Linked DNA regions of Mus musculus: regions 2, 3, 4 and 5 are each linked to region 1. A link is a loop called in an ENCODE intact Hi-C map of the cell type or tissue named here. Cell type or tissue: heart. All regions are shown on one strand. Links, peaks and the distances in the headings refer to the core of each region. The heading gives the core; the rest is flanking DNA. Region 1 holds the start of Txndc9 (thioredoxin domain containing 9). Region 2 holds the start of Uggt1 (UDP-glucose glycoprotein glucosyltransferase 1). Region 3 has its middle 7.2 kb from the start of Lipt1. Region 4 overlaps Coa5 (cytochrome C oxidase assembly factor 5). Region 5 holds the start of Mitd1 (MIT, microtubule interacting and transport, domain containing 1).

What was found. A loop is a pair of places that touch in the nucleus more often than their neighbours do. Peaks named below come from ENCODE experiments on the same cell type or tissue, not always from the same donor. Only the 100,000 strongest peaks of a DNase experiment are listed, where the experiment ranks them.
Region 2: a loop joins it to region 1, with 4 times the contacts of the local background. A loop is called at or near these places in 2 of 42 quality-filtered maps.
Region 3: a loop joins it to region 1, with 8 times the contacts of the local background. A loop is called at or near these places in 5 of 42 quality-filtered maps.
Region 4: a loop joins it to region 1, with 2.7 times the contacts of the local background. A loop is called at or near these places in 4 of 42 quality-filtered maps.
Region 5: a loop joins it to region 1, with 4 times the contacts of the local background. A loop is called at or near these places in 22 of 42 quality-filtered maps.

Annotation. Positions count from the first base shown.
Region 1 is chr1:37,994,728-38,000,582 of GRCm38, forward strand. Txndc9 (thioredoxin domain containing 9) reads right to left here and starts at 2,481. Exons shown (of 5, transcript NM_172054.4): 1 at 2,382-2,481; 2 at 906-1,114. The coding sequence starts at 1,094. It overlaps Eif5b (eukaryotic translation initiation factor 5B), which reads left to right and starts at 3,283. Exons shown (of 24, transcript NM_198303.2): 1 at 3,283-3,597. The coding sequence starts at 3,563. In heart, for the core only: a CTCF peak has its summit at 3,254; DNase peaks (open chromatin) are centred at 2,544 and 3,354; H3K4me3 peaks cover 3,798 bases; H3K27ac peaks cover 2,517 bases.
Region 2 is chr1:36,241,278-36,247,132 of GRCm38, forward strand. Uggt1 (UDP-glucose glycoprotein glucosyltransferase 1) reads right to left here and starts at 3,025. Exons shown (of 41, transcript NM_198899.2): 1 at 2,793-3,025. The coding sequence starts at 2,850. It overlaps Gm39625 (a long non-coding RNA gene), which reads left to right and starts at 3,032. Exons shown (of 2, transcript XR_865343.3): 1 at 3,032-3,206. In heart, for the core only: no CTCF peak of the experiment used is centred there; a DNase peak (open chromatin) is centred at 3,044; H3K4me3 peaks cover 1,921 bases; H3K27ac peaks cover 1,211 bases.
Region 3 is chr1:37,862,100-37,867,954 of GRCm38, forward strand. It overlaps a transcript of Tsga10 not described here. Among named protein-coding and RNA genes, the nearest start is that of Lipt1, 7.2 kb to the right of the region's middle. In heart, for the core only: CTCF peaks have their summits at 3,010 and 5,179 (motif pointing left); a DNase peak (open chromatin) is centred at 3,052; H3K4me3 peaks cover 2,042 bases; H3K27ac peaks cover 1,591 bases.
Region 4 is chr1:37,417,089-37,422,943 of GRCm38, forward strand. Coa5 (cytochrome C oxidase assembly factor 5) reads right to left here. Exons shown (of 3, transcript NM_198006.4): 3 at 1-3,539. The coding sequence ends at 3,498. Among named protein-coding and RNA genes, the nearest start is that of Coa5, 10 kb to the right of the region's middle. In heart, for the core only: a CTCF peak has its summit at 2,541; a DNase peak (open chromatin) is centred at 2,473.
Region 5 is chr1:37,889,661-37,895,515 of GRCm38, forward strand. It overlaps Mitd1 (MIT, microtubule interacting and transport, domain containing 1), which reads right to left and starts at 751. Exons shown (of 7, transcript NM_026913.3): 1 at 500-751. The coding sequence starts at 650. Mrpl30 (mitochondrial ribosomal protein L30) reads left to right here and starts at 817. Exons shown (of 6, transcript NM_027098.3): 1 at 817-924; 2 at 3,283-3,363; 3 at 4,279-4,355; 4 at 5,670-5,750. The coding sequence starts at 4,305. In heart, for the core only: CTCF peaks have their summits at 711, 913 and 1,936 (motif pointing right); a DNase peak (open chromatin) is centred at 771; H3K4me3 peaks cover 2,240 bases; H3K27ac peaks cover 1,462 bases.

The DNA of each region.
Region 1 (5,855 bases), core at 343-5,342:
ACAGCAAAAACTAAACAAACCAAACCACCTCAAGAAATAAAGTCCGTCTATCCTGGGGACAGTGCAGTCATCACCGCTCAGGAGCTTAAGAACCTATCCATCTCAAAACAGGGAGGGCTTCTACACCAGCCAACAGTGGGCAGAGTCCTCAGAAGGAAGAGTATTATATCCATGTGGGGTCCAGAGCCAAGGAAAAGCCTCACAAGGAAACGTTCAGCTTCCCAGGCTGAGGAAGGGCCATTACCCACAATCCTGGGAACTCTTCCAGCCCCTTCTACCTTTCCTGTGGCAGAAAGCTTGACACCTCAAACAGATGCTCACTCTCCCTCCTCAGGCAGCAGTGGCAACACCCACCCCAGCATTAACTGACCAGGGTTCTAATGAACCTTCCGAGCCTTCACCTTCTCTCTTGTAAGTCAGTGTGACAAACCAACCACGTCACTGAGTGGCCATGAAAACCACAAACAGAACAGGGGTGCTGGCGCTCAACTCCAGCACTTCGTAGGCAGAAGCGGTGTTGTCTGTGAGTTCTAGGCCAGTCATGGCTATACAGTGAGATCCTGCTCCTGTCCTGCCCCCCCACAAAAGATAACCTAATAAAAATGCAGAGTCTAACACTTAAATATCTTCTCGTACAGAACCATGATACTTCTTTCTGATACGTGGACCCTAAGCTTGGTCTATGAGAAGACGTTTCATCTCTCTTTTACTATCAACGCCCCAGTCAAATGCTTCATCTTGCCTAAACCTTCCCTAATGTTTCATCCCTGGGTTAAGTATTGAACATTGACGGAGATGTGAATTCAGAACATCCTGCAAGTGAGGAGGGAAAGTCACATGACTGCAGTGCAGTCGGGAGCTGGGCTCCAGTGATTCAGTGAGCAGGCGGGCGGGCGGGAGGTTACTTGTTTCTGCTGCTGAGCCTTCCTGAGCGCCGCCAGCCTCTTTTCTTTGAGCAGCTCCAGTTCATCTTCACCAATCTGATCCAGTTTCTGAATTTCAGAGTCCAAGTGATTCTCCACCAGCTTAGCGGCCTGGAGGAACTGGTTCTCCAGGACTTCTGAGAACATGTCGACGGATCCATTACCTTCCATTGTTCTAAGTGGTCTTGGTGCTGGGGGAGGGGGCATAAAAAATAAGTATTAAGTTTACATTTCGGGGGCTTTGTTGTTTTTTTTTTTTTTTTTAAAACAGGGTCTCTGTAACAGAGCCTGAGAGGTTAACACAACAGATGCCATGTTGGAGGCACTATTTTGGCCTTAGAACTCAGCATGTAGGCCCCAACACCTGCCAAAACCAGAATAAAGATGTAAACCATCAAAGATCTCATTTATGGTTCCAGAATCCAGGGAAATCCCTAAATACACTAGCTTGCTTTTCGGCATACTTCCTCAAAAATATCCTGACATAAACGTTACAAGTCCAGGTGACAGCCCATCGCTTCTACGACTAAAGGCAGGCTCTTGAAGCAGAGAGAAGTAATTACACACACGTCTACTTGTGTCCAACATCTGCTGGAGAACAACATTAATCTGGGAGTAGATTAATTAATGCAACCAAGACAATCCCTACTCTCTGAGCCATGCCCACTGGCCAACCTAATCTACCCAATTTCTCAATGAGTCTTTCTTCCTAGGTGACCGTAGATTATTCTATCAAGTTGACAGCTAAAACTAATCAGCTCACACACAAAATAAGCCTGGGCATGGTGGCTCATGATTACAACCTCAGCTCTCAAGGGCAGAAGCATAAGGGTCACACCTCATATTTGGAGCGATAGGCCTGGGCTACATAAGGTCATTTAAAAACTCCAACTGTCAGCTTCTCATAAATACTATACAACTGAAAAGAAGCTGTACTCCCAGGATCCCTAACTCGGGGAAGAGAGAGAAGGATCCGAGACCAGCCACTCAGAATCTGCATCACAGTATTCGTTTATCACCGAGAATTTCACAGGAGACCTTTACGTTTAAATGCGGAGCTTCACGCGACTAAAAGTGCTGCCCTGAATTAGGCGGAGGTGGTCACTGCCTTTATATTGGGGGTAAGGACATAACTTTCTATTTATTGAACCAAATCGAGTATTATTCTTACCGACGAACTGGGGGCCCTGACACCTATGTACTCCCCTACAAACTCCTAACCGAAACCCTAACCCCATGTACCTGTCAGCAGACTCTTCGCCACTCCCTGAGCTCAAGAGACTGGTGGAGTAGTTCCGGGGGGACCCGATTTCGCACTAACTGGGGCGCATGCGCCGTAGCCTCCGCAGCCGCCCAGACGAGGCCCTCCCAGCCGCTCCCTCGATCCCAGCCGAGGATGTGTCCTTCATCAACACTGGGACGCTGTGGCACTATCGGCCACATCACCCTCAGCCGTACCTGGACTATTGATGAGGCCTACGGAGAGAGGAAGCCGCAGATCAAGAATACCCACCGGGTTCACACAGGTTTCAACCTCGCAGCAATTGTTAAGGGCAGAGAAGGGGCTGTTAACTCCGCCACTTCATTGGCTACAGTCCTCTCGCGATACAATGTGAGACACTCGCGGAAAGGGCGGTGGCGAGTGACGAAAGCCTCGGAGAAGCCCTATCCTCCGCCACCCGGAACTACTGGCTTCCGAGCCTACGCTTCACGTGGGCTAATGGCCGGAGGGATGGGCGCTAGGCACGTTGGGAATTGTAGTTCTTTGTGCACTGACTGCGGGTCCCGGCTCTACCGGGAAACGAGCCGGGTCTTGAGCCTGAGTGACAGAGGGGCTTCATTTCTCGTTGTGTTTAATAGTTTCGAAAGTGTAGCTTACAGTACATTATAATTTATACACAGCTCACACTAGTAACATCGCCCCGAAACATGGAGAAAATTTTCACCATGCCAGGATCTTCCCTCCTGACTTTCTTAGGCACATGAATTTTTAGAACTTGCTCATACGAAGATTCATATTAGGGGACCCGTTGCTGTGTCCTTATGTCTTTTTCCCCTTAATAAATGTACACAGTTGACAATTCATGAGTGTTTCTGAGAGGGATCCCATTTTTTGTCCTGCCACCCCCAGAACGCTCATCATTGACTCTTTGTGGTCCTGTAATGGACTTCCCGCAGCTGAGGCCGCGTAGGCAGGGGAGAATTTTCAGTCCCACTTCTGCGTCGAAAGCCAGCCCCGGGAAGGGTGCCGACGTGAGAAATGAACGGCCTCATTGTCGTCCTCTAGGTTCTAGAACCCGGGATCCGCCGGACGTCGGTGCGCGGCGCTCACTTGCGGCGAGGGGGCGCCTGGGTTCCCACCTGGCCGGCGGCTCTACTGGAGACGCTCTAGCCGAAGCGCCGCTCTCGATGAGCCGCGCCCTGCGTCCCCACGCCGAGGCGGCGGGGCGATGCGCTTGCGTACTGAGGGCTCACACCATATGTGCCCTGTCCCAGTGCGCGGGTCTGTGGAGAGCCGGGTGCGAGAGGCGGCGGCGCGAGGGGGACCGAGCCGAGCGGGCATTGGAGTCAGCCGGGAGACAGTGGGTCTGTGAGACACCGAACCGAGGGGCCGGGGCCGCGAGCGCCGTTGACAAGCGATGGGGAAGAAACAGAAAAACAAGAGCGAAGACAGGTAGGCGGCGGGGCTCGGGCCGGGGGTCCTCCGGGAGTCGCGCGGGGCCCTGGATGGGCGAGCCTCGACGGGGCGCGTCCCGCGGCCGGGGCTCGGGCTGGGGTCCGAGGCGTGGGGCTGAGGGGCTCGGAGGTCGTTTGGGGGTCCGGGCGGTGTGGGGCCGGGCTCGGGCGCTGCTAAGCCAGGCCTACGGCCCAGGTGAGTGCGAGCCGGGCCCGGAGAGCCCGGGTGGGGCGGGCCGGGAACGGCTCCCTCGCCTCCCCTGGCCCTGGGAACGCCTCCCAGAGCGGCTCAGGAACTTCGGAGGTGCTCGGGGTTGCGGAGAGGTAGCCCAGCGGCTCCCTCCTCCCGTGTGCCAAGTTGGAAACACTTCTGGGGTTATTTAAAGTCCCGGTTGCCCAGTCCTGCTTTCTGGCTTTCCATTTTCCGGCCTCTTTTTTTTTTTTTTTTTGCGTATGTCTTGGCTTCCTACCGCTTCCCTTAAGAAAGGAGGAGGGGAAGAAACCAGTCAAGGGTCGCTGCTTTCTAACCTTAAAAGAAAAAGCCTTTTCAGGGGAAGGAGTGTGTGTTTATGAGCTACTTAGGCGGAGATTTGGGGAGCATGCCTGTGCCACGTTCGATTAAGTTCTTTTACCCTTTTCAGTTGAGTTGACTTCCTGGGCGTCTGCAACCATCTGTTCCATTTCATCTTTAAGTAATGGCCATTCAACTTAATTTAAAACACTACAGGTAACCGAAAACAAAACCAAGCCTTGTGGCACTTCATCGCTGTGGCTCACACAGACATGGTTTTGAAGTTAAAGCTGTTGAAGTGTATGTCGGAACACTTAAGTGTGTGGACCTCGCAGTTGGCTATCTGGCAAGAAGAATTTAAAGACTAGGCTTGTATTTTGGTTTTAGGTCTGTTGGAGAATGTAAACTGGTCTGCGGAATAGATTCTGGGTTTCTTGTGGCAGAGTTAGTGTTTATGAGGAACAGGGTTTATTACAGATTTAGATGTGAGCATTAAGAGGGACAACAGAGGAGGGTTCTGTAGAGCAGGGAAGCTGAGAACTTCCTCTAGAATGGGGGTAGGGCTTCTCAAAGAGTGGCCTGAAAGTTACTGTTAGTCAAATCAGGAGAATAAAAAGAGGTAAGCAGATATTCCTGAACCTTTGGTAGGACATTGGCATACGTGAGTAACATTTTATTTATTTATATTTTTCTGAGAAGAATTTTGAGTTCTATCAGTCATCTATCTATGTATGTACTCTGCATTGTCTGTTTCTGTGTTAAATCATCACCCTACCCTGCCTTTGCCGGTCTGCAAACATCATCACTTGGCCAGTTCTAAAATACCCACTTGTTGGACAGTCTAAACCAAATCTGAGGCCTTTCATGTGTACAAACGTCAGGTGTATCTGGAAGATAAAGGTTGTGCTGGGGCCCTGTAGAAATGTAACAAGACAACCACAGTTGGATTGGACTAAGGAATAGGAACTGTTTTCTTACCTCTAAAGCTAGTTTCTGTTTTCCCTGATAGCGTTTTTTAGAGTTGTTAAAACTGGGTCTCACACAGCTTAGCCTGGCTGCTTCTCTGTGTGGCCAGAGGGGCTTCCTTGAACCTCCTGACTCTCCTTCACCTTGTAAGGAATTACAGGAGTAGATTACTAGGAGGCTTCCTTGAGTTTTTAAAGTTTTTTTTTTTCCAGTTTATCTGTTTGATTCATGTTTATACCAAGTTTAAATTTAAAAAATCCATATTTTTGTTACTCAGTTTCTAGTTTTTACTTACCTTTCGGACTTTTTAACGATGGAGAAAAGCTATTGGAAGGAAAGATACTAATTTTTGTCTGCAGTTTTAGTAAAGATTTGTTTATAAAAGATTTTCCCCTGTGGGAAATCTTTAGAACAGAAGAGATCCAGCTCCACTCTTGGTATACTAACACACTAACCATTTGAGAACAGGCTCTTGGTGCATCCCTTTGGCTCACTTTGATGGCAGTGCACCCTGTGAGGTTTATGTTGCATGGTCTAGTGCTTACCAGATCCTTGCTCAGGCGCCTTTCCCCAGTGTGGATCAAGCAGTCTGGGGCTCTGCCCTGATCACTAAAATTGCCTGGCTTTTAAAAAACTTCGGTACCTCATATGGGGTGTTAGGGTTGGGGAAACAAACACACAGCTTTCTGGGTTTGTTTGTTTTGTGTGTGTGTGTTTAAATGATACTCTTTTTTTTTTTTTTTTTTTTTTTTTTTTTTGGTTTTTCGAGGCAGGGTTTC
Region 2 (5,855 bases), core at 586-5,585, 1.8 Mb before region 1:
GCTGACATGTGGATGCTGGGAATCAAGGATGGAAGAGCAGCCAGAGCTCTTAACCACTGAGCCATCTCTCCAGGCCCATGAGGAGGACTGTCAACAATGACCTCAGGCCTTCACACACCCAGGAATGCACCTCCCAAACACACAGGGAAAAGCACACACACACACACACACACACACACAAAAGATTAAGATTGTAAGAAGGATATAAGGGAGAAGCTACATACCAAGAGGTACTCTTGCAATATTTTAAAGACTTATTTATTAGTACTACTAATATGTCTGTATGTGAAGCTGAGTGAATTTATATACACCACGTATATACGGGCACCCAAACAGGCCGAGAGCATTGGATCTCCTGGAGTTAGAGTTCCGGGGGCTGTAAACTATCTGTTGTGGGTGCAGAGGACAGAAATCAGTCCCCTGCAAAAACAGTACACGCTCTTTCTCAACAGCTGCACCATGTCTCCCGCCCCACCTTGCAGTATTTTACAGAGAAAGTATACACCCTTGCTATGTCAGCACCACTGCAGATGGGAACAAGATGAAAGCTATACAGTAAAGAGCAGCTTTGCAAATCAGACCCCACACTCCACCTCATAAGTGACCTGTCCAGAGAAACAGGGAAGGCCCTCTCTGAAGCAGAGAATGCTGTTTGAGAACGCTTTCTTTCATTATATAAGCTCCACTAGCACTCTGACTCTAGTGGGCCTTTTGAGCTGCTTATGAAGATAAATGTTCTGAGTTGACAGCCACTGAAAGGGCAACGCTGGCCAGCATGGCGGACAACCAGCCGGCATTCTAACAAGTTCTAGGCCCGAGTCTACGAGCAACCAACCATGAGCCCCTAGAGCATTTAGACTAAGGCCCGTTGGCTGATCCACAATAAAATATTAAAACCGAACGTGACAGGTGTGTGCGACAAACGCTTTCACTTTCCGGAAAGCAGAGCAGGCTCCCTGATTCTTAAGTTACCACTAAACTCCTCCTTTCTCTTTCAAAACGGGTTCTTGTCATGACCTAGCACGGGACAACCTTGAACTCCAAATCCTACTGTCTCTACCTCCCTCCCAAGTGCCGGGGGCTACAGGAGGGCACCATCACAGGCCCAGCTGCCTTGTTATTTTTAAAGAAAAGTTAAAGAACTCTTAAAAAGAAAAAAGGCAAAAAATAAAAAAAGACAAAACAAATCTGCAACTATAAATCTACCAGACTGAGTTTCAACGCGCGTGTGTGTGTGTGTGTGTGTGTGTGGTGTATAGCAAAGAAAAATAACAGGAAACACCCAATCCAAGTGAGAAGAAATTAGCTAAACTTGATACATCCATCCCTATTAGCTCTTCTCTGTGAAACATCCATTTGATTTCCACTCCAACAAGTTACTATTCATATGAATGCAAAGGATTGGCTCCCACCAGAGACGTTCTAACTAAGGTTTCTCCTTAGCTCCATCTATTCCCCAATAGTTAAATGCACACTAAGATACCCTGCTACTTTACAAAGTATTGTTTTACCTCTTTTAATAAAATTTTGGGTCCGGGGAGATGGCTCAATGGATAAAGGCAATAGCTACAAAGCCTGAAAACTTGAATTCAATCCCCAGACCCCCATGGTGGAAGGAGAGAGCCATCCTTTAAAGTTGTCTTCTGGTCTCTACATAACAAATTCATATTCTCTCTCCCACCTCTTGATATAGACAAACAGTCAGACAGAGAGACAGACATTTAATTTGTGTCTCTATATCTAGATCCTCTCTCCCTTTCTCTTCCTCCCTCAAGAAAGCAAAAAAGAAAGTTTTAGCAAGATGGCTCTGTGGGTAAAGGCTCTTGCCATGCAAGCCTGGTGACCTGAGATTGAGCCCTAAAAAGAAAGCCACACAGAGGTGGATGGAGAAAGCTAACTCCACTAAGTTGTCCTGTATACACACAACAAAATCTAAGTAAACAAAATAAAATTTTTTATTTAAGAAAGAAAAGTTTCAGCTAAGTTTACCAAAAACAAGTCAAGTGGAAAGGCTACAATCTGCTCCAGTTTTGTAGTGTTAACTAGCTTTGTAAAATGTCTCCAAGCAGATCTGGTGGTGGCCGGGATTCCAAGGGTAGCCTATGATCCTGAGACCCTACCTCCAAAGGGGTAGGACAAGCAAACAGACATGACTATGTCTTCATGCGTTTGGCAGTGTACAAGGTATTACTAGGAAATAAAGAACTTTATACTACAATAAGCTTGCACGGGCACAGATGTTTCCAAGGCACTGCAAGGGCAAGATCATAGGTCTCAGAACAAACAAAACACTCTCTCCATTTCAAACCTGGCAACAAATGCAGAACAAGAGAGCTTTCAGCCCAGCAGCAAGAAGAGCTCACGATCACAATGTTTTGGAGATGCACAGATCACAAGCTAAAAGTGAAGTGAACCGTCCAATTTCACGCCAAGAGATCTTATCACCCACAGATGCATCACCTGAACTCAGAAACCTATAAAAACGCCAACTCGTTTCTCCAGAATCATGCAAAATGCTGATTCTCAACCTACTTAGGGTCAGACTTGGTCTAAAGTCCTGGGGGCGCTTCCTCCTCCTACACTTCAAACAGGGTCAGGACTGCTGGAGTGAGCCCGCCGCCACTCTGTCCCCAGAAGACCGCTGGGGACGACTTGAGGCGCTCGTGGAGAGAACACTGGAGGGAAAACCGAGTCAGAGTACAAGAGGAAGCCCAAGGTGACTCGGACTCACGGTCGCCTCCCGCGCTGGCCCCTCTCCTGTTCCCGAGGCCTCCCCACGCCACCCAAGGTACCTGTCACCCGCCGCGCAGCCGCGGCATCCGCAGTGTTCGCATCCCCCCGGCTGCACATGCCCGGGCCGCGCTTCGTCCACTCCGGTGTCTGCAACGACGCCTGGGCAGGGCGGAGCAGCGGCGATCGCCGGGGAGGCTGCGCCAGTGAGAAGCCGACACGCGCCTTTCCCGCCGCTCCTCACAAGCCGGTTTCTCAAAGCAATAACCCAGTTGCCAGCTGCCCCTGCACTTCCGCTTCCTAGAGGCGAAGGCAGGACGACTTCCGGCTATCGAGTGCGGCGGGGGTTTGCCAGAGAGTCCCGCAGCGGCCATGAAACCGGCATAAGACCCGCCCCTTCTCTCGGCCCCTCCCCTCTCCTGGTTGAGCCAGCTCGCCTCCTGAATTTAAGATCCTAGAAGACCCAGTTCAAGCAGGTGAGCTTCAAGGCGCAGTCCAACCGCCCCGGCAGATAGTTATTTCAACCTTTTTCTCCCTATTTTTATTATTTATTCCTCTCAAGTTAAATAAACGTACACAAACTCAAGACACAAAAAGCAGAAGAAGCTCATGCTGGGCGTGGTGGCACACACCTTTAATCCCAGCACTCGGGAGGCAGAGGCAAACGGATTTGTGAGTTCGAGGGCAGCCAGGGCTATACAGAGAAACCCTGTCTCGAGAAAAAAAAAAAAAAAAAAAAAGGCAGAAGAATCTCTGTGAGTTCAAGGCCCTATCTCAAAAGGAAGAAAAAGTTATAAATTTGTTTTAGAGTATGTGATGTTGGTTAATGCAGAGATCCATAACTAGTCAAACTGACTGAGACTAAATGATCTCAGCTCTGACTGAAACACCTATATCACCACCTCCAAGACCCAAGCAGCATCAGGGGAAAAGAAAGCAAAAAAGACAAAGGTTCTTGCTGCTAAGCTGGAAACCTAAGCTCAATTCCCAGAATACACCGCAAACGCCAGGCACGGGCTGCGGAGATGACTCAGTAGACAAAGTATTTGCTGCCCAGATGTGAAGACTACAGTTCAGATCTCCAGGACCCCTGTAGAAATTGTAGTAATAGCTACCTGTAATCCCAGTTCTCAGGAGGCAGAGACAATTCCTCTGGCAAAGTGGCTAGCCACACTAGCCAGAATTCTTGAGCTCAAGAATTCTACCTCAATAAATACCGAGTGACTGGGGAAAATACGAAGTGTCAATTGAGCTTGTGTGCAGGCACACACATATATTCATACATACACACACACACAGGCATACATACGTGCATGCACACACACACATACACACACACACACATAACATACTAGCCAAGTAAACACTGGAGGTAGAGACAGGCAGAACTTTGGGTCTTACTGGCCAGCAAGCTACCAGCCAAATGGGTGTGGTTCAGACTAGTGAGAGACACTCTCAGAAAACCAAACTGGACATTGTCCTGAGAAATGACAGCTGAGACTAATCTTTAGCTTGCACACCCATGCACACACATGTGTACCAAATTGGAGACACTGACTTGCACACATGTGTGCCAACCTGGAGACACTCACACAGAGAAGAAAGAGAGAGAACGCAAGCACTGACCGTTACTCCAAATCTTCTCTCCGACTTTTGAAGTGGCACATTTGTCCTCTGAAATCAGTGCTCTGTAGATTTTTTTTATTATTATTATTATTATTATCTGTTTAATGTTGTGAGGGCAGGAGCGACATCTGTGCCTTTTATAGGTAGAACAGAAACAATGAGTCTACAACTTGGAACACTTGAGGTGAGTTAGTGGCAGAATTCAGGTCTCTACATGACCAGCGCTGCTCAACAGACATAAAGTGTCAGCCAGGGCAGGTGAGATGGCTCAGCAGGTAAGAGTGGCTGGCAACAAGTCAAGTCTATGGACTGGAGTTACACACATACCCACAAACAAGTAAAGTGTGGGCTACGTAAGCAATTTCATTTCCCCTTGTTAGCAGTATACTTCCTGATGATGGTGATTAAACCCATGGCTTCATGCATTCAATGTATACGCTTTACCACTGAGGCCCTATGCCCTAGCTCTTATGAAATGTAAAATACTCGAGGAGCTGACAGAGATGGGTCAGCAGCTCAGAGCACTTGCTGCTCTTGCAGAAGACCCACATTCAGTTCCCAGCACCCACATGGTGGCTCATACCCATCCTTAATTCCAGTTCCAGGGGACCTGGCAGCCTCTTCTGACCTCCGCAGGCACCAGGCATGTATATGGTCCACATGCATGCAGGCAGGCAAAACACTCATTAGGTGTCTTAGTCAGGGTTCCCTAGAGCCACAGAACTTACGGGTAGTCTCTGTACAGTAAGGGAATCTATTATGATGACTTACAGTCTGAAGCCCAACTCCCCAACAATGGTCATCTGTGAATGGAAGTCCAAGGATCCAGTAGTTTCTCAGTCCCTCTCAGTCCCACAAGGCAAGCAGGCAAAGATAGGGAATCTTCCTTCTTCCAGTGTCCCTATGTAAGTCTCCAGCAGAAGGTGTGGCCCAGATTAAAGGTGTGTACCACCAAGCCTTGATCTGGGACTTGCTTTGTCTCAAATGGACAGTGGTTAATGCTGAAACTCACAGCTGGTCAAAGTACAGAGAATAAATGTCTGTAACACTCAGCCGTGAGCGGGACGTACATATTACACCTTGTCCCCTAAAGACTTAGGAACCATTGAAGAAGGGACAGATTATAAGGGCCAGACAGTGAGGAAGAGTGAAGCAAAACTGTCTTCCAGACGTGCAGGGATGCTCTCCCCACGAGCTTATTGGAGCTGTGGTTGCATGTAGTGGGTTTGGCCTAATGCTGCTTGTATTCTAATGTTAATTTGAGTGAGCCTGCCCCCAGTTGGTTCTGAATAGTAAATAAAGATGCTGGCAGCTAATGGCTGGGCAGGGAAGACAGAGTGGAACTTGAGGATTCCGGGGCTTGAGACCAGGAGGAGGAGAAAGGAGATCTGCCTTGTGGGGAGAGTGTGGAGGAGAGGAGAGCTGCCATGCCTGAGAAGAGTGGAGGACAAAGAGGCATGGCCACCATGTGAAGATGCCGGGAGAGTGCTCGGCCCAAG
Region 3 (5,855 bases), core at 355-5,354, 130 kb before region 1:
AAATGCAAATAAAAGTCTGCTTAGCCTTAGTCTGAAAACTCAAACCTTAAATCTCCACAATTCAAAAATGTTCTGAGTAACAAACAGCATGAAGCTACAAATGGAAAATTCCATACTTGACCTTGCAAGAATGGCCATAGTCAAAACCCCAGTAGACCAAAAGAGTTACAGAAAATTACCTTCAGGCCATGAATATAAAGTTCATATGAAACATAAATTTTCTGTTTAGATTTGGTCCCATTCCTGGGAAGCTTTATGTACATACAATATCCTAAAGTCCCCAAACTCTGAAACAGCAACACTTCTGATCTTAAGCATTCTGAAGAATGATATCTCACATGCATACACAAAGCCAGGAACATTGAGACAACTTTACTGATCAAGGCACTGTGCCTGAGCCTGGTGATCTGAGTTTGATCCCCAAGGACCCATATAGTGAAAGAAGAGAACCAACTCTCACAGGCTCCTCTCATCTCCATATGTGCACTGTGGCAAGCATATACCCTGGCAAGCAAGTGTACAAGCACACATACACATAAATATACATACAAGTTGTCCTTTGACCTCCTCGCGCACACACACACACACATACACACACACAAAATTTTTTTAAGAAAAGAATTCCCTAAGAATATTTGCAGGCAATGAAGCCCTACAGCAGAGAAACAATGAAGACATAAATTAATGTTGACTGGTGGAAGGGCAAAAAGGTGAATAACATGAAGAAATCCAGGTAGTAGGTATACTGTATTCTGACACAAGAATGAGAAAAGCAAAGGTAAGTGAAATTTTAACTAAGGGGTATAATCTGAGGAACTTCCTATCTACTGGGACTTTAATTTTTCAGTGAAATAGAAGTTAAGATTATATGTTTAAAAAATATCAGCAAAAGTTGGGAAGGGACAAAAGTCATTAAAGTTTAAACTTTTCTTAAGGTAAACAACAACAAAATCTTTCCAGTCATTCCAATTCAAGCTCCAAGCTCATCTCGTTTCTACAATCCAATCTCTAAAGAAATTACTTATGTCCTCAATGAAGAGTGAAACAAGACCTTAGAAACACAAGAAAGGGGTCAGTTGTTCTCTGAAGGCTTTTCTGGACCAAAGGGATTAGTAACTTAAGACTAAGACTAATGGTGTAACTAAAACAAAAAGCACTACCTTTCCAACCGCCTCTCCTCAAAACATGAGATGCATATATTTTAATATCCATAACCCTGTCCGTTATTTTAAAACCTACTGTCCACCAACAGTAAATCGTGGTATATCTTTACAATGGAACACTAACCAGCAAAGTACCTAGAAGCAATAAGGCTACAATCTCTAAGTGTTAAGCACAGAAGCTGTAGAACACGTGTTACAATTCCTCTTATATAAAGTTCCATAACAAGGCAGACTGTATGCTGTGTGTTCACATAAGATGATAAAACTATTAGGAAAAGCAAGGGAATGCCTAACATTGTCAGTCTGGGCAACAAGCAAAGAGCAAGAGCATGTGATGCCTGAGAGAATAAATAACACCTGTTCTAATGGCCCGAATGCCTAACATTGTCAGTCTGGGCAACAAGCAAAGAGCAAGAGCATGTGATGCCTGAGAGAATAAATAACACCTGTTCTAATGGCCCCTACTTATGGAAAACTTTAAAACCAAATTATTTTTAAACAAATAAGGCAGAACCCAGAGACTCTCTCCTTGCCTGGTTATAGCTGGACTACAACAGTGATTCTTCTTTGGAAAGTAAGTAAAACCTGTTTTTGAAACTGCCAATAAACAATATCGAGGTTTGGAATTTCAAAGAATATTGATGAATGTAATTTTACCTTATTTCTTTCTCAATAATTAAGACAGAAGAACTTAGTTTATTGTTTAATTAAAATACAACTGGTTTGTTCTTGAAGCACAGTTAAATACGATAACGTCCCTTTATCTTAACAACCTATTCTATTCCGAAATTACTATGACTTTATTTCCTGAAAGTGAACAAAATGTACTCGAAGTCCTGAAAACCAGAATAAATTTGAAATGACAAAGACCGTAGGTCACATAGATTTACAGGGGCTTAGAGAAAACAGCCACTTGTGCAAATTTTTCTTAGTGTCTAAATCGTTGACTGAGAGATATATACAAATACATGTATCCTTATGTACATATATACTTTTTAGGTATCAAGTGCATGACAGACTTGAATAATTTTTTCAAACAAGACAGCCTACCTTGCCTTTCTTCTATAAACTATAAAGAGATTATGAGATTTTTTTTCCATGCAAAATCTCAATTTCTGCCTTCACCTGCCTCCTAGTCTATTAAGAAGAGATTAAGAGAGACTGAGGGGTTCAGGAATAGACAGGCTGAGCTCCCAAATGCCACAGCTTCACCTCACAGTGTCTCTAAGCAAAACAGTCCCCCAACAACCAAGCTGAGGCAGGCAGCGAAGCGGTCACCATAGGAACTGGGCTCAACCATGAACTCCCCTGAAACTAGGGTAAGCTTTGCTCCTGGAACCCATTCCCACCCGGCAGGTCCGCGACGCAGCCGCCTAAGCAGCGATGCCCAACCCGGGCCACAGTCAGGCTCTCCCCACCCTCTTGCAGCCGCCCCGGGATGGCTCTTCTCTAGCCCAGCGCACCTCCGCGACTCCTCCCTGGAGCTCCGCAGCCCTCCCCCGACCTCCCTGGCCGTCGTTCTCCCCGGAGCTCATCCCGGCCACTGAGGGGCCTCCGCCTCAGCGGGACATCCAGCCCCACCCCGGCCTCCATCCTCCGCCCTAGTCTCCTCCTTCCCGCCCCTGTCTCCTCCCCAGTCTCCTCCTTCCCGCTCCCTGGGCCCCGCCCCGGCGGAGGCAGGCGCTCCGTGTGGCGCAGCGGGAAGAGGGCGGGAGCGGTTAGCTCCGGGCTGGCCGACGCCCCGCCCTCACGCTCTGTACCTGAGCGGGGCTCTTCTTCCACCTCCCCGGCGCCTACGCTCCACTTCCGTCCGGCGCGCCCTAGCACCCGTGCGCACGCGTACCTGTCTCGACACGCCCTCTCGCGGAGACTACGGATCGTGCGCGCGCACCCGAGCGAGCACGTAGCGACGTGGACCGCCGCCGGCCCGCCTCTCAGGGCTCCGACTGGAAGCCTTTTCCGGGCCCATCGGTGCCGCGCAGGCGCACGGCCACGCAGCGCCGAGATGGCCGACCCCTGCGTCCGGTCTCCTAGTAACCATCCTCTAGCCCGCGCAGGCGCGAAGGCTATTGCCCAGGGCTGAGCCACTGCTGCGGTCCCAGGAGCCCCAGGCGTTCTTGGCTGAGGGAAGCGGTTACTCCCTAGAGCTGCTCCAGTGCGCAGCAATGGTCAGGAAGCTGTGCTGTGGGAGCCTTCAGGTGGGGTGCCCTGTTGCAGCTTACCGGCGGGAGCCGATCTTTCCGGGTGAGCGTGGCACCTGGCCACCAGTCTCAGAATGGACCTCGGAAATGTCAGACCCAGCAATCATCTCCCCTACGCCAGGCTGACATTTCTTCTCTACATGCCAGTCCTCTCTAGCAAGCCTGGCGATGAAAACCGAGAAAGGCTATAAAACCTTGTGAGATGTTAAATACTGTATCTAAAGTTTTTACCCCAAGTTTGGCTCCTACCAGTGAGCAGATTTGAGCCTTCTTTTCTTATCCGACGTGGTATTTTTGGCTACCCAACTAAGTTAAAATGGCATCTTGAATCTTTTTAAATGGAAAGAAATGAGCACCGCGCTATGCTACCATTGTTTCTTACAGTTTAGCATGAAAGACATTTTGTCTTACTGCTTTGTGAGTGCGTAACCGCTTCTACCCATCTTTAGCCAGAAGCTTTTTTTTTAACCCTGTCTGTTTTTACTTATTTTATTAGTATACAAAGTACACGGGATTTCTTGTGGCATTTGCGTTCAGAATTTGTTTCTGTTGTTTCTCCTGCGCCTTTTCTCCCATCCCCCCTCTTTTGCCGGTTCACTCCAGTGGTCCCCTTCTGCTTTCCTGTCATAGTGTTCTGTTACCCCCAAACCACTCTTTTCCCCCTCACCTTGCAGTTTCATGAACTGTACCCACACACCCGTATATACCCCCTACTTAATATGTTAGAATCGGCACGCAAAAAAGAACATAATGGCATCTGACTTCGTGAGTGTGGATTATCTCGTTTCAAATAATTTCCAAATCCATTTTTCTGCAGATTTCGTGACTTCATTTTCCATTATAGTTGAGTAAAGTTCCATCGTATATGTATAATGTTTCCATTATTGATTCATCTGTTCCGGTGTAAGCTGGATCCATTTCCTGGCTATTGTGAATAACGCAGCAATAAACATGAATGTTCAAGTGTCCCTGTGGTAGTGTATGAAGACCTCTGGGCGTGTCAGAAGCAGTAACACTAAGTCATAGGTAGCTCTGTTTTTTGTGTTTTTGAGAAGTCTTCACACTGAGTTCACATCGGTTTGCATGCCCTCCAGCACTGTAAAGGGACTCATCGCATCCTTGCCAGCACTTGTAATTTGTTTTCATGATGATGGCTCTTCTGATTTGGAGTGAGGGAGAACCCTAATTTGCATTTCCCTGATTGCTAATGCTGTTCAGAACTTTTCAGAACATTTACTGGTCATACATGTTTCTTCTTTTGAGAATGGCCCATTTCATTAGCCCGTTTATTGACTGTCATTTTTACCTGGGGAGGGGTCTTTGTAAATTTTAGCTTTAAATTTTTTGATTACTTTATGTGTACTATAGGTTTGTCCTGTAAAAACCACCCCTGGTTGGATTTAACCTTAGCCACAATTCTTCATCTGAAAACTGTTCTCTGTGCCAGGCTCTGTGCCAGACACTGAGATCCAGTGTCAAAAAAAGAAAGAAAGGAAGAAACAGAAAGGAAAGGGGAAGGGAGGGGAGGGGAGGGGAGGGGAGGGGAGGGAAGGGAAAAAGGAAAGGGAGGGGAGGGGAGGGAAAGGAAAAAGGAAAGGGAAGGGAAGGAAAGGAAAGGAAAGGAAAGGAAAGGAAAGGAAAAAGGAAAAGGGAAAGCAATCAAGCAAGCAAGCAAGCTTGGGGCTGGAGAAGTGGTTAAGAGCACTGGCTGCTGCTCTTCTACAGAACCCAGATTCAAGTCCCAGCATCCATAAGGTGACTCACAACCCTCTAATTCCAGTTCCAAAGGGTCTGCTGCCCTCTTCTGGTCTCCACAGGCACTACATGCACACAGTGCACACATACATGCAGGCAGAACATTCATACACATAAAATAAAAATACGTTTCAATAAAAATTAGAATTGTATTTTTTATTGCTGAAAGTTTGATATTTTAAAAAAACATTCCATTATAAAACATATTGTTCTATGCTGGGCAGTGATAGTGCATGCCTTTAATCCCAGTACTCAGGAGGCAGAGGCAGGTGGATCTCTGTGAGTCTAAGGTCAGCCTGGTCTGCAGAACAAGTTCCTGGACAGCTAAGGCTACACAGAGAAACCCTGAATGTATGTATGTATGTATGTATGTATGTATGTATAGATAAGTTTGTGTGACATATATATGTATATATATATATATATATAGAGAGAGAGAGAGAGAGAGAGAGATACTTCTCTATATACTTTACTTTGCCATTATCTTGGGAATATGTAAATTAGCTAACATAACTATGTCTGTCGAGTACTTTTTATGTACTGCACTTCCATTTGGGGAGTTTGCTGTGGAGCCCTCTACCTTCCTCCCTGTTCTGAGAGCGCTCTGCTGACGGCTCTGTAGGAAAGAACCATAAGTCACCTGCCTTCAGAAGCACTCCAGACCATGAGTCTTTTCTGGCGGGCTGCCTTCAATTCAGAGTTAGGAAGTAGTTCCTTCCAATTCGAATAGTTCCTC
Region 4 (5,855 bases), core at 605-5,604, 580 kb before region 1:
TTTCAGATTCAAATTTTTATTTTAGAACAAACACTTTCTGATTTCAAATTTTGATAGTAATTCTCCAGTAATCAAAGCAGTGGCGTTGGCATGAAGGCAGACAGAGTCAGGAGAGACTGGGCTCAAAACCGGCCCCACCATGCATGGCGCCATGTTTTCCCTCCAAAGGGCATTGTGCAAAGCTAGATATGCACATGTGGAGAGTAGAAAGTCAGAGCTTCCACCACACACAAAGATTAACTCAAAATGCATCAAAGGGCAAAGCTAAGAACTAAAACTAAAATTCCCAGGGCAAGCTACAGTCAGCTCCCTTGGAATCAATGCTTTTGTAGATGTGATGACCAAAAATTCAACCAGAGTCAACTATTAACGGGCAGAGGAGACCTAAAACAATTTCTTCAAACGCTATATAAAGAAAGCCACCAAGCATCTAGAACACACCAGCAGTCAGGGAACTAGGAAGCAGAAGCACTGGTGGATCTTAACGACTTCTAGAATGGCATACAAGTCACAAGGACATAGGCAGTTCTAATCTCTGTGCACTGCGGACAGAACATAGAATAGTGTGGCTGATATGGAAACTATGGCAATGCCTACTAATAAAAACAGAAGTACCCTATGACATACAATCTGCTACATGTATGTTAAGACTGAAAGCGGGTCCTAGGGGTATTTGTATATACACGTTCACAGCATAGTCAGGAGCTCCAGGGTGGGAACAACCGAGGTACCCACGGCTGGATGAGTAGGTAACAAGATACATACAATATGCATACAACATATACTACAATACCATTTGTCCTTACAAAGGAAGGAAACCGATATATGATATGAACCTTCATGGTATTCCGCGCTGGAGGCACACACACACACACACACACTCTCTCTCTCTCTCTCACACACACACACACACACACACACACAAGTGCATGCACACAACAAAGAGTCCACATATACCAGGCACTTAGGGTACTCAAATTCAGAAACAGGAAAGAGAATGGTGGTTACCATGAGGAGAGAGTATGCCAAGGACAGGGCAGGGCGGGCGACCTGGCAGTGGCTGGGAGTCCTCAGATGGGCACACTTGCATTTCCTGAGGTGGATGCAGAACAGTGCGGCAGGCAGACTGTACTGTACTGCACTGTGAATGTGCTGAACACAATATATACGGAGCTACATACTTAGCCATACTAAAATGTATTATTTCTATTTAACTAATTTCAAATATGGTCATGAATAAAGGTGTGTAAAATAATTTTGAGAGCACAGGCCTACAGGTAAGAGGTAAAATTTATAAGCTTCTGGAAGTTTGGGTTAGGAATGGTTTCTTAGAGTGAAAGAAAAAAGACATTGTCATTTTCCAATATGAAAACTGCTCTAGTCAAGAGCAGCGGTGTGTGCTTTCTGGGAAGTGCAGCGCTGAAAATGCTCGCGCTTTGGGGATTCCCGGCCAGCCTGGGCTAAGCCACATAAGGGAATGTATAAAAATAAAGACTGTGCTATATAGAGTAGCAAGAGATTGAAAAGGACAAACACGTTGAGAAAAAAATGCCAATTAATCTTTAAGAGACTTGAGCCAACAGTAAATAAAAAATCTTATAGGAAAATAAACAGATAACCCAACTGGAAGCCAGACTGCAGACTAGAAAACACTCTGCAAAGGCAGCATAGAGAGCCAATGAACACACGAAAAACTGCTCAGGTTATTAGACACTAGAGAAATGCAACCAAGATCCCAATAGATGCCTCTTTATCACAAGCAGAATGGCTGTCAGCAATATGAGCAGTTGTGAAAGTCAGGGGTGCTGGAGCCTAGATCCCATGACAGCATGAAATGTGGTAAAATCACTGTAGAAAATATAATTGAGGCCGTCATGATACGACCTTGGAGTTCAACTCTAAGGCATGTATTAAATGAAACGTTCATAGCATTAGTCAAAAGCCCCAAAGTAGAAACAGCTCAGAGCTCATCTGCTCGATGGAGAAATACACAGTGTCTGTCTACTGTGGATGCTACTCAGCAGAACTACACTGCAGACTGATGCTACATGCCAATAAACCTGTCGAATTTGGTAACAGGACTCAGAAAAGACAGGACTACATAGTTCCACTCATCTAATAGACCTGGACCAGAGGGAGAGGGCAGAGTGCTGACCAGTGGTTACATTTCTGGAAAGGATGAGACTGTTCTGGAAGTAGATAGTGGTGACTGCAGCATGCTCCACGAACACTCTAAACTCCATGGGGTTGTCTAAGTCAAAGTCCAATTATGAGACATGTGACTTTTTCCAAATAAAGCTCTATCTACTCAAATGGAGGCATTTCATACAAACACATTTCACTCTCTGTTGAAACTGAAGCACTAGTGGAAGGTGTGGCTCAATGGTCGAGCTTCCTAGCATGCAGAATGTGCACTCCTCCACACTGCACACAGACACCAAGCTTGGGACATAGGTGGCAGGACTGAAGGGTGCAATACTCCCACTCCCAGTGGGGGCAGTACACAGAGCACAAGGGTGCAGTACCTCCTACTCCCAGTGGGGGCAGTACACAGAGCACAAGGGTGCAGTACCTCCTACTCCCAGTGGGGGCAGTACATAGAGCAGACCTCAGTGACACCCTAGGGAATCCTCATAGCTTCAAAAACTTTTAAAATAGCAAGTGAACTTCCAGTCCTTGACTGCTTTAGCCCCAGTGAACTACAGAACAATATAGAATTGCCACTCTGTTCAATGGCAAGAATCACACTGAAGATTTAGTGCCCTGATGGCTTTCTACTGTGTTAAGTGGTCAAAATAATATGTTAAGGATTCTAAACTTTTCCAGCCACTTCATGTCATTGACATTTGTTATCTAGAGTGAACATCTGTTGTGTCCATTTGCTGCATTCCAGTGTTTAGGGATGAGGCCCATAACTTATCTTATGTGATTGTGCATGGTGTCAGCACAGTACATGCGACCAGGATCTAGCCAAGATCACCAAGCATATGACCCAGGAAGGAGCAGCGTCCTTCAGCAGGGTGTGACTTGTGGGCCAGCCTATGCTCTCCTTTTTGGAGCCCACCCATATCTTGAGGATGTGGTCTATGGCTGATTTCACCCCTTTATGAGGAGGGGGTTGGCCTAAAATTGAAACCAAGAAACAGAAAAAAGAGTTGGAGGAGCCACTATCTATGCCAATCTCATCATGGCCTCCTGAATTCACACACTGTGTAATCTGATCGAAGAGTCATCCTTGAACATAATCTCTTCATTAGGTAATTCCCCAGACACATTCTTAGCCCATAGTTGTTTAGTCCCATGGATCTTCTATAAATGACTTCAGCCAGCAGACTCATTCAGAAACAGCACTGATCCATTTTCTCTGGTGTCCTTGGGAGGAACACCTGGCCCAGAGGTGGAAGAGATGCGGCAGCTGCTGTGCTTCCCGTTTGGTTCCTTTCTGTTAAGGACCATGGAAAATCCTGGGTGACTTTCATCTTGCGTTCAGCATGTTATCAATATCCTTTTCTCCCTCTGAATCTTGATCTGGCATCCAGCTGAAAAGAAGCATGCATGCATTTAACCACATCTGGAATAATAAGCACAGCTCTGGTAAGGGTCGTCAGTAACTTTATGAAAGAAGAAACTCGGCTGAGCATGTGGCTAATGCTACAGCCAGGTAAAGCACCTGTAAGCCTTTGTAAAAATACATAAATTATCTATTTTTCTATACTATACTATACATTGAATCCAAGGCCATACATATGTTAGGCAGGCACTCAACCGCTGAGCTACATTCTGTCCTTTTCATATACTTTTTTGATAAGGTCTCACGAAGCTGTCCAGGCTGGCCTTGAATTTACTCTATAGCCCAAGAAGGCCTTAAATCTATTGTGTTCCTGCCTCAGTCTCTTTAGATAGCTGGCATCACTCTGTACCACTGGGTCTGACTAAGAGATCTATTTTCAAAACAAAATCTTCAAACGTGAGAGTCGCATTAGGATGGTGTACAGGGTCTTCCCTGGAACACGTGCTCTGAAACAGAATTGACCACATGGCTCAGAGTCATGTTCTCAGCTTCCATCATGCCCAAACAGTGGCACTCCAACAGCTAAGTGTGACATGGGGCACTTTGGAAGAATCACAGTCACAGCCTGGAGAACCACTGTCTGCTCGGGTCAAAGCATGATGGAAGGCTTGCCTCTACCCGACATCCACCAAGTCACTGACATTTTAAGTTCAAAAGTATTACGATTACTCAGAAGGGGTCATGCCACAGACTCTCAGCTCTCTCTGTTCCCCAAGACCCAACCCCTCAGATGTCCCTAGCTCTGCAACAAGAACAGCAGCTGCAGTCTTCCTGTCTCCCTGACCACATCTCCTGTGGATCCCACAGACCGTTCCCTCCTATCCTCCCCACCCCCACCTGTGACTGCCCTGCCTCCGACACCAGCAGGCACTCACTCCCAGTGAACACCGCTGAGCAGGCCGGGAGAACAGGCAGCATTGCCATCAGTCTGAAAATCCAGACAGGAGACAGGAACCAAGGAACACAACACTCACCCAACAAAGACCAACCAGAAACCAGAACCTAGACCTTCAATCACCCCAAACCCAGATGCTTAGATGCCAGCAGAGAAACACAGTAACAGCCAGAGCACTACGTCTCCTCTAGAGCCCAGCTATCCCGTCACAGCAGGCCCTAAATAGCCCAACATAGCTGAAGCGCAAGAAAAAGACCCCAAAACCAGCTATATAAAGATGACAGAGGTCCCTAAAGAGGAAGTGAGTAAGTCCCTTAAAGATACCCAGGAAAGCATAGTTGAAGGAAACAAAACGCTTCAAGACCTAAAAATGGCAATAGAAGCAACAAAGATAACACTAACTGAGGGGATTCTGGAAATGAAAAATTTAGTAACTGAACAGGAACTATCAAGGCAACAGGATACAAGAAATGGAAGAGAGAATAGTAGGCACTGAAGATAGAAGAAATGGATATATCAGTCAAAGAAAGTGTTAAATCTAAAAAAGTCCTAACACAAAACATCCAGGAAATCTGAAGAACTATGAAAAACCAAACCTAAGAATAACAGGAATAGAGGAAGAAAAAAAAAAATCCCAGCTCAAAGGCTCAGAAAATATTTCAACACATTCATAGAAGAAAAAATAACCGAAAGGAGATACCTGTACCTATAAAGGTACAGGAAGCAAACAGAACACCAAATGAATACCAGAAAAGAAAAGTCCTCAGGACTGTCCCTGCATCTGCTGACTGCCTATAGATTCTATTCCCTAACTGGGATGCCCTGTCTGGTCTCAGTGGGAGAAGATGCACTAGTCTTGCAGTGACTTGATATGCCAGATGAGGGGAGATACCCAGAGGGGGCTCCCCCTTCTCAGGGGAGGTGAGGGGACAATAGGAGATGTGGGACTGATACTGAGATGTAAAATGAATAAATACATAAATTATACCTCATTTCTCAGTGGAGACTCTAAATGCCATGAGAGCCAGGACAGATGTGCTGCAGACTCTAAGAGACCATAGATGCCAGCCATATTACTATACCCAGCAAAACTTTCAACCAATATAGATGGAGAAAGTAAGATATTCCATGATAAAGTCAAATTTAAACAATACCTATCTACAAATCCAGCCCGACATGAAGGAAAACTCCAACCTAAGGAGGTTAACAACACTCATGAAAACAGAAAATCTCACACCAGCAAAATCAAGCGACAGGAAACACAGACACAACCACCACAAACAACAATAGCAATAACAAAGTAACAGGAATCAACAATCACTGGTCATTGATATCTTTTAATATCCCCAATAAAAAGACACAGACTAATAGAATGGATGTGATAACAGG
Region 5 (5,855 bases), core at 1-5,000, 110 kb before region 1:
CCGGGTAGTGACTGCAGAGACTGACAACTGGTTGGTGCACATAGAATAAATGGCCGTGGAATGCACCCCCATCTTGAGAATGAATATATAATCATTGATGGAGGAGGGAGAGACAATTTAGTCAGTGCTGTAGTCGCTGGTAACGTGCACATAGCTCTGTAAACAAACTTCCACCCTAGTGAAACTCAATGGATCATAGTTGGGGTGAGGGCAGGAAGGTGAGCCAGAGGAAGGAGAAAAATCATGTCACAAACTGACAACAACGAAGAATAAAATTGATTCAAACGCAAGACCTATCAAGCCTTATAGATTATATTTGGTTATGCCTCTTATGGTCCTTAGCGATAACATCGGTCTATTGCAAAGGCCACCACCTCCGTTGTCCTGCAGATTATCAGAATATAACTCCTGAATTTGAATGCTTCCTGGTAGTTAGTAAGTTTCGTTTTCTTAAGTTTCCGCTCAGTCCCAGACAGAGCGGAAACCGAAACTCGCTCACCTTTCAGAACCTGCAAGAGCATGTCAATCCCCTCCTGGTAACACACCAGAGCCTGCTGGTACCGGGACTCTGCATCCAGCTCTACTGCCCGCTTTAGTACCGCCACCGCCGCAGTGCTATCGGAATCCTGTCCCAGGCTGGACTTAGCCATCACTGTGACAACTCCTGGGCACCGCCAGCAAATTCCAAGAGCTGACCCACTGCGCTTCCAGGAAGCGCACGCGTGACGCCGCTGCGCCTGCGCTGTCTTCTATGGCGCGTTGTGAATGGGCCGGGACAAAAAAAAAAAAAAACCTTTCCCGGAACCAAAGAACCGTACGGTCTGTGACGGCAACGGCGTGGTTTGAATGTTGCACTGGGTCCACCTGCCTCTGTTCCTCTCCTTCCGGCTGCGGGGACGTTCGGAGTGGACACAGCGGTCGCCGGTGAGTGCGGTCGTGGGAGCTAGAGGCTCTCTCTGCAGTTACGAAATGACTTTCTTTCTGTTTCGAGTTGGAGGTCCCGCAGACCTATTTCTTGATCTTCTGAAAGCAGCCAGGTTGTCACTTTATTCGAGTCGTGCTGCGACGCGCGTGTCTCTGAGAGTCTCACTCGTGTAGATCTAGGTCCGAGCCATCCAAGCGTCAGTGAAATTTATTATTTTTTTTTAAGAAGGCAAAACTTGCTTAATTTTAAGATGTTGCGATTTTAGAGTGCTGAGTTTTTGGAGTTGCTGTTTATTAAAGACAGTGATTTTGCAGGCCCCTGTGATTGTCACTTGTTAAAGCAGCTGCTTTTGGTGGCTGAGAGGCCGTTATGACGGCTGCCTACTACCTTTACGTCCTGGGAATTCGAAGAAGAGAGACATTTGTTGATTTCAGAGAACGCGGTTGATTGCACGGGAAATTCAGTGTTCTGTATTTTCAGGAATGTTCACTCCTCGTTATAGATATATACCTTGACCCTTTAGAAAGAGAAATTAATTAAAGAACCACTTACGAGCTGGTGTTGTAGTTTAGGGGTAAAGAGCTGTTTACGTGCATAACCATTGTAAAAAAGCAAAACAACAACAAAACTCCAGCAAACCTTTCGGGGTGAGGGAGAGGAAAAATGGTTTTGGCAGCCTTTTGTTTTTCTGTGTATACTCATATATTAACATATTAGAAAATAGAAATAGGTTATATATCCCATGTGATAAATGGTATTTTTCAGTTTATTTTTATGTGTATGGGTGTTTTGCCTGTCATATCTACACCATGTGCGTGTAGTGCCCATGGAGGCCAGAAGATAGTCAGATCCCCTGGAACTAGATAGAGTTAAAAAAACATTTGTAAGCTTCCAGGTGGTCACCGGGAATTAAATGTGGGACCTCTGGAAGAGCAGCCAGTGCTCATAACTGCTGAGCCATGTCTCCAGCCCCATTTTTCTGGTATTTGCAACAGTACAGAGGAAAGTTGTTGTACAGTAGATGGCAGTATAATTGCTTCAAGGTCCAAAAGCTACGCACATAAGAATAATGCCTACTGTATTGAAATGAGTTGCAGCTCAGAGCACTTATATTCTGTATGCAAGGCTATGGGTTCAATCCCCAGTACCTTCCCTCACCAAAAGGAAAAACAACAACAACAAAAAGCAGTTTTGATGGTGCTGCCTGCTTATATCTGAAATTAAACTTCAGCAGAGAATCTTGAGTGCCGAAGCTGCTTTGAGAGACACATCTATGACTTGAGCAGATCCAAACCAAAATATAAAGTCCTTGTCTTCTGGCACTGTCCCGTGTACAGAGTGGAGACAGCCACTAAATGGTAAACCAGCAAAGTACAATAGAACACGAGTACTCAAGTAAGGCAAGGTGCAGAAGTGCTGGCAGGGCTGTGGCTGCGAATGTTAAGCTGTTTGGTGGAGGTAGTCCTCATTCAGGACTGAAACAGCGTGATCCAGGTAGACCTGTTGACAAGAGAAGGTTTGAGCCAAAATAGGGAGAAGACCTCCAGCTTCAACTAGGTGTTGAACCCAGAAACTCATGCATGCCAGGTAAGCGTTGTACCTCTGAAACATATTCCTAGTTCCAGCTTTAATTTTTTTTAATTTATTTTTTAATAAATGAGCTTTTAGCTTTAGGCAATTTTAGATTTCAAGAGAAGTGGTGAGTGAAGCTTAGTACAGGGACCTGTACCTTCCCTGCTCAGTTTCTGCCTTTATCATCAAATATTAGTGTAGGGTGCTCAGTGCAGCTGCTGAACCAAATTGGTACGTTATTAACGTCATTTGCTTTATTAAGACAGATTTCTTTAGCTTTGTTGGGTGTCCATGTCCTATTATATTCCAGGATCCAACTCAGACACCAATGTAGTGTGTATTGTATATAATGATGATTGTGTAGCTCTTGGGTTCTTGGCCAGTTTCTCGGGTTTCTAGTTGTGATGACCTTGGCAGTTTCGAGAAGTGAGATATTTGAAAATGTGTTAATGAAGTGTTTTCCACAGTTAGGGTTACTATTGCTACGATGAAGCACCATGACCAAAAAAAGGAAGCAAGTTGGGGAGGAAAGGGTGTATTTTCCTTTGAGAGACACATCTCTCTTCTACATCATAGTCCATCACTGAGGAAGTCAGGACAGGAACTCAAGCAGGGCTTATGGCAAGGTGACATAAAATTAGCTAGCACACACAATAACCCTCAGTCCACGGTGGTTTTTCTCTTAAGTGGAGTTAAATGTATCGGCTTTGTGGTGGAAGTCATTTCATTACATGTCCTGGGATCAAGTATAGGTGCTAGCAACGTTTTGTTCTGTTTTATGATAGGTTCCCACTATGTAGCCCTGGCTGGAATGCTGTCCGCTCTGATCACCATTGGTGTTCCCCATCCCTGATCTCCTGGTGGAGGTAGTGTTACATGTCAGTTTGTTCTCCTTAATGGCAACCCCTGCTGTTCTGTACAGCACTCCTGGGAGCAGTGCTCCAGTCCCTTTACTTGTATGTAAGTGTGGACTGATCCATGACAGTGTAGGTCCCAGTTATAAACTGAAACTTTGTTGTGTGTTTGTTTAACTATAGTCACTCCAGTATGGCCACTGGGAGCTGTTTCAGTTGTGTCTGTATCCCTTTAATACGCTCCCTTGGGTTTGCATTTCTGAGTACCGACTTCCTGGTTCCTCAGGTTGCAGCAGACTGTCAGCTGTCTCTTGAAGGAGCCCTTTGAAGCGAGTGCTATTAAAGTCACTATCTGAGCACAAAGTGTGTTCATAGCTGCTGGTGTAGTTGTCCTCTCAACAAACAAAGTGAGCCCATGTGTACATACATGCCAACCCTAGTGGTTGGCAGGGTTCCTGAGGGGAGATGAGGAGTCTGAAAGGGAGGACTTTTCTTTCTGTCCCAGGCTTCCCAAGTGTAGGGTCAGAGGCATGTGCCACCAATGCCTATCTGTACATACTCTCCTAATGGCTGGATACCTTGGGGAAGTGATTGCTTTCTGCAAGTCATCTTCCTCATATGTAAAATAAGAGGGCACTTGGTTCTGATTCTAAGAGGTAGAATTTCTTCAGTACCATCTAGTTTTGCATTTTCTGTGATTTCTCTGACAAAGAAAAATGATCAAATATTATTTATACTTGTTGTGACAAGTTTTGGGTGATAGAAAACTCCATTTCCCAGTTTTGTGGGATGAACGCAGACACTAAGCTCACTAGATGAAAATAGGACTGTTTAACGTATAATGACTACTGAGGTTTTACCGACACGGAAGGGGAGATGTGCCCATCTGCTATGTGTTTGACCAGCAGTGTGTTTCCTACTCCTCAGCCTCTGAAGAGAGAATTCCCACCCCCATGGCTGGGGTTCTGCGCTCCGCGTTCCCGAGGCCTCCATGCAGACTGCAGGTAAGCTTTAACTTTCCATGGCTTTCTCTTACAGCTAGGGCTGACCTCCACCTCACTGTGCGGCTGAGGATAACCTTGAGCTCTGCCTGCCTCCACTTCCCAAGTGCCCAGGTTTGTGCAGTGCTGGGGACTGGACTCAGCTTGATGCATGCAGGCAAGCACTGTGCCAAGTGGGCTACATCCTCAGTTTAAGAACTTGCTTTTTTATGTTTTCCTCTCTTGTTAATTACAAAACACAAAAGCAAGTTAATCTTTTTAAAAGGTCCTTCTGATGTAAATTAGTTGGTTTAGGTCTGCTGCATTTGTGGTGTGAGAGCTCAGAGCCTTATGAGCACTGGGCATACACTCTAGCGGAGCTACACCCAGCCCTTGTTCATTCCTGCTCTATGTGCTATTTTCCCTAGAGATTTCCAATCCCAAAATGCCTTTTCCTGTAGACTAAGCCAATGAAAAGGCTACTGCTGATTGCCCTTGGTCTGTTTTAATGTTACAGTTTTAGGGGAAACCCTTCAATTATGAAAAGAATACATTTTCAATCACAGTCAGATAAACAGAAAAAGTAGAAGATATGCAATCTCCTGAAGAAAAGAAATGTGTTAGCATCTCCTCCTAGTGCTTAGAGAGTACATTGGGATAACTAATGAATACATATTGACCAGACTGGGTACAGACCCAGAGATATGCTAGGACTCCATACAGAACACCTCCTGGCTGTGGGGGTGGAAATGTCAGCTACTTCCATTTGGCTAATGAATTCAGTATGGTCTCCCTTTTGGTACTTTGGAAACTGACCCTCTGGGAAGATGTGTGACTCACATCTTAGTGTTGTAAGCAAAGGAAGCAGGACCAGGTTTCCCTTCTCTCACCCTGTCTAGACTTAACCCTCTAGTTGTTGGATCAGCTCTGTAGTTCAGAGAAGTCTGAAAGAGAAAGACTGCAGTGAATCCCTGTGTCCAACTGCACAAGTAAAGGAGGACTGGGCAATAAAGTCAAGAGGTGAGAGCTGGGCCTGGTGGTGCTGTTAGGACTAGGGACACTCACTGTGCTTTGTGTGGTGTTGGTTTACAGACAGTGTCTTACTCTTTAGGCCTGCTCCAAACTTGAAGGAAGTAGCCAACCCCAGACTGGAAGTCTAAGTGCATATGGTTTTGCTTTGTTGTTCATTAGTGCTTTAATGAGATGCGTCCACTCAGTGAGGTAGCCACGTTAGACTGTTGTAGACTATGTTAGATCAGACACTTGTCACATAAAGGCTGGTGGATACAGGCTCTTACCCTACATGGAGTTCTAAATGACAGATGTTTTCTGCTTCAGACTGTGAAGAAAGGTGCAGAATCTCTCATTGGTACAGAATGGATTCGTCACAAATTTACCAAATCAAGAATTCCAGATAAAGTAAGGCCTGATTCTTTTTTAAAATATTTTTATATACCAATTTTATAAAATTATAAGTTATTTTCAAATTTATTCCATTGTGTGTTGCATTGTGTCTGTGTTTCT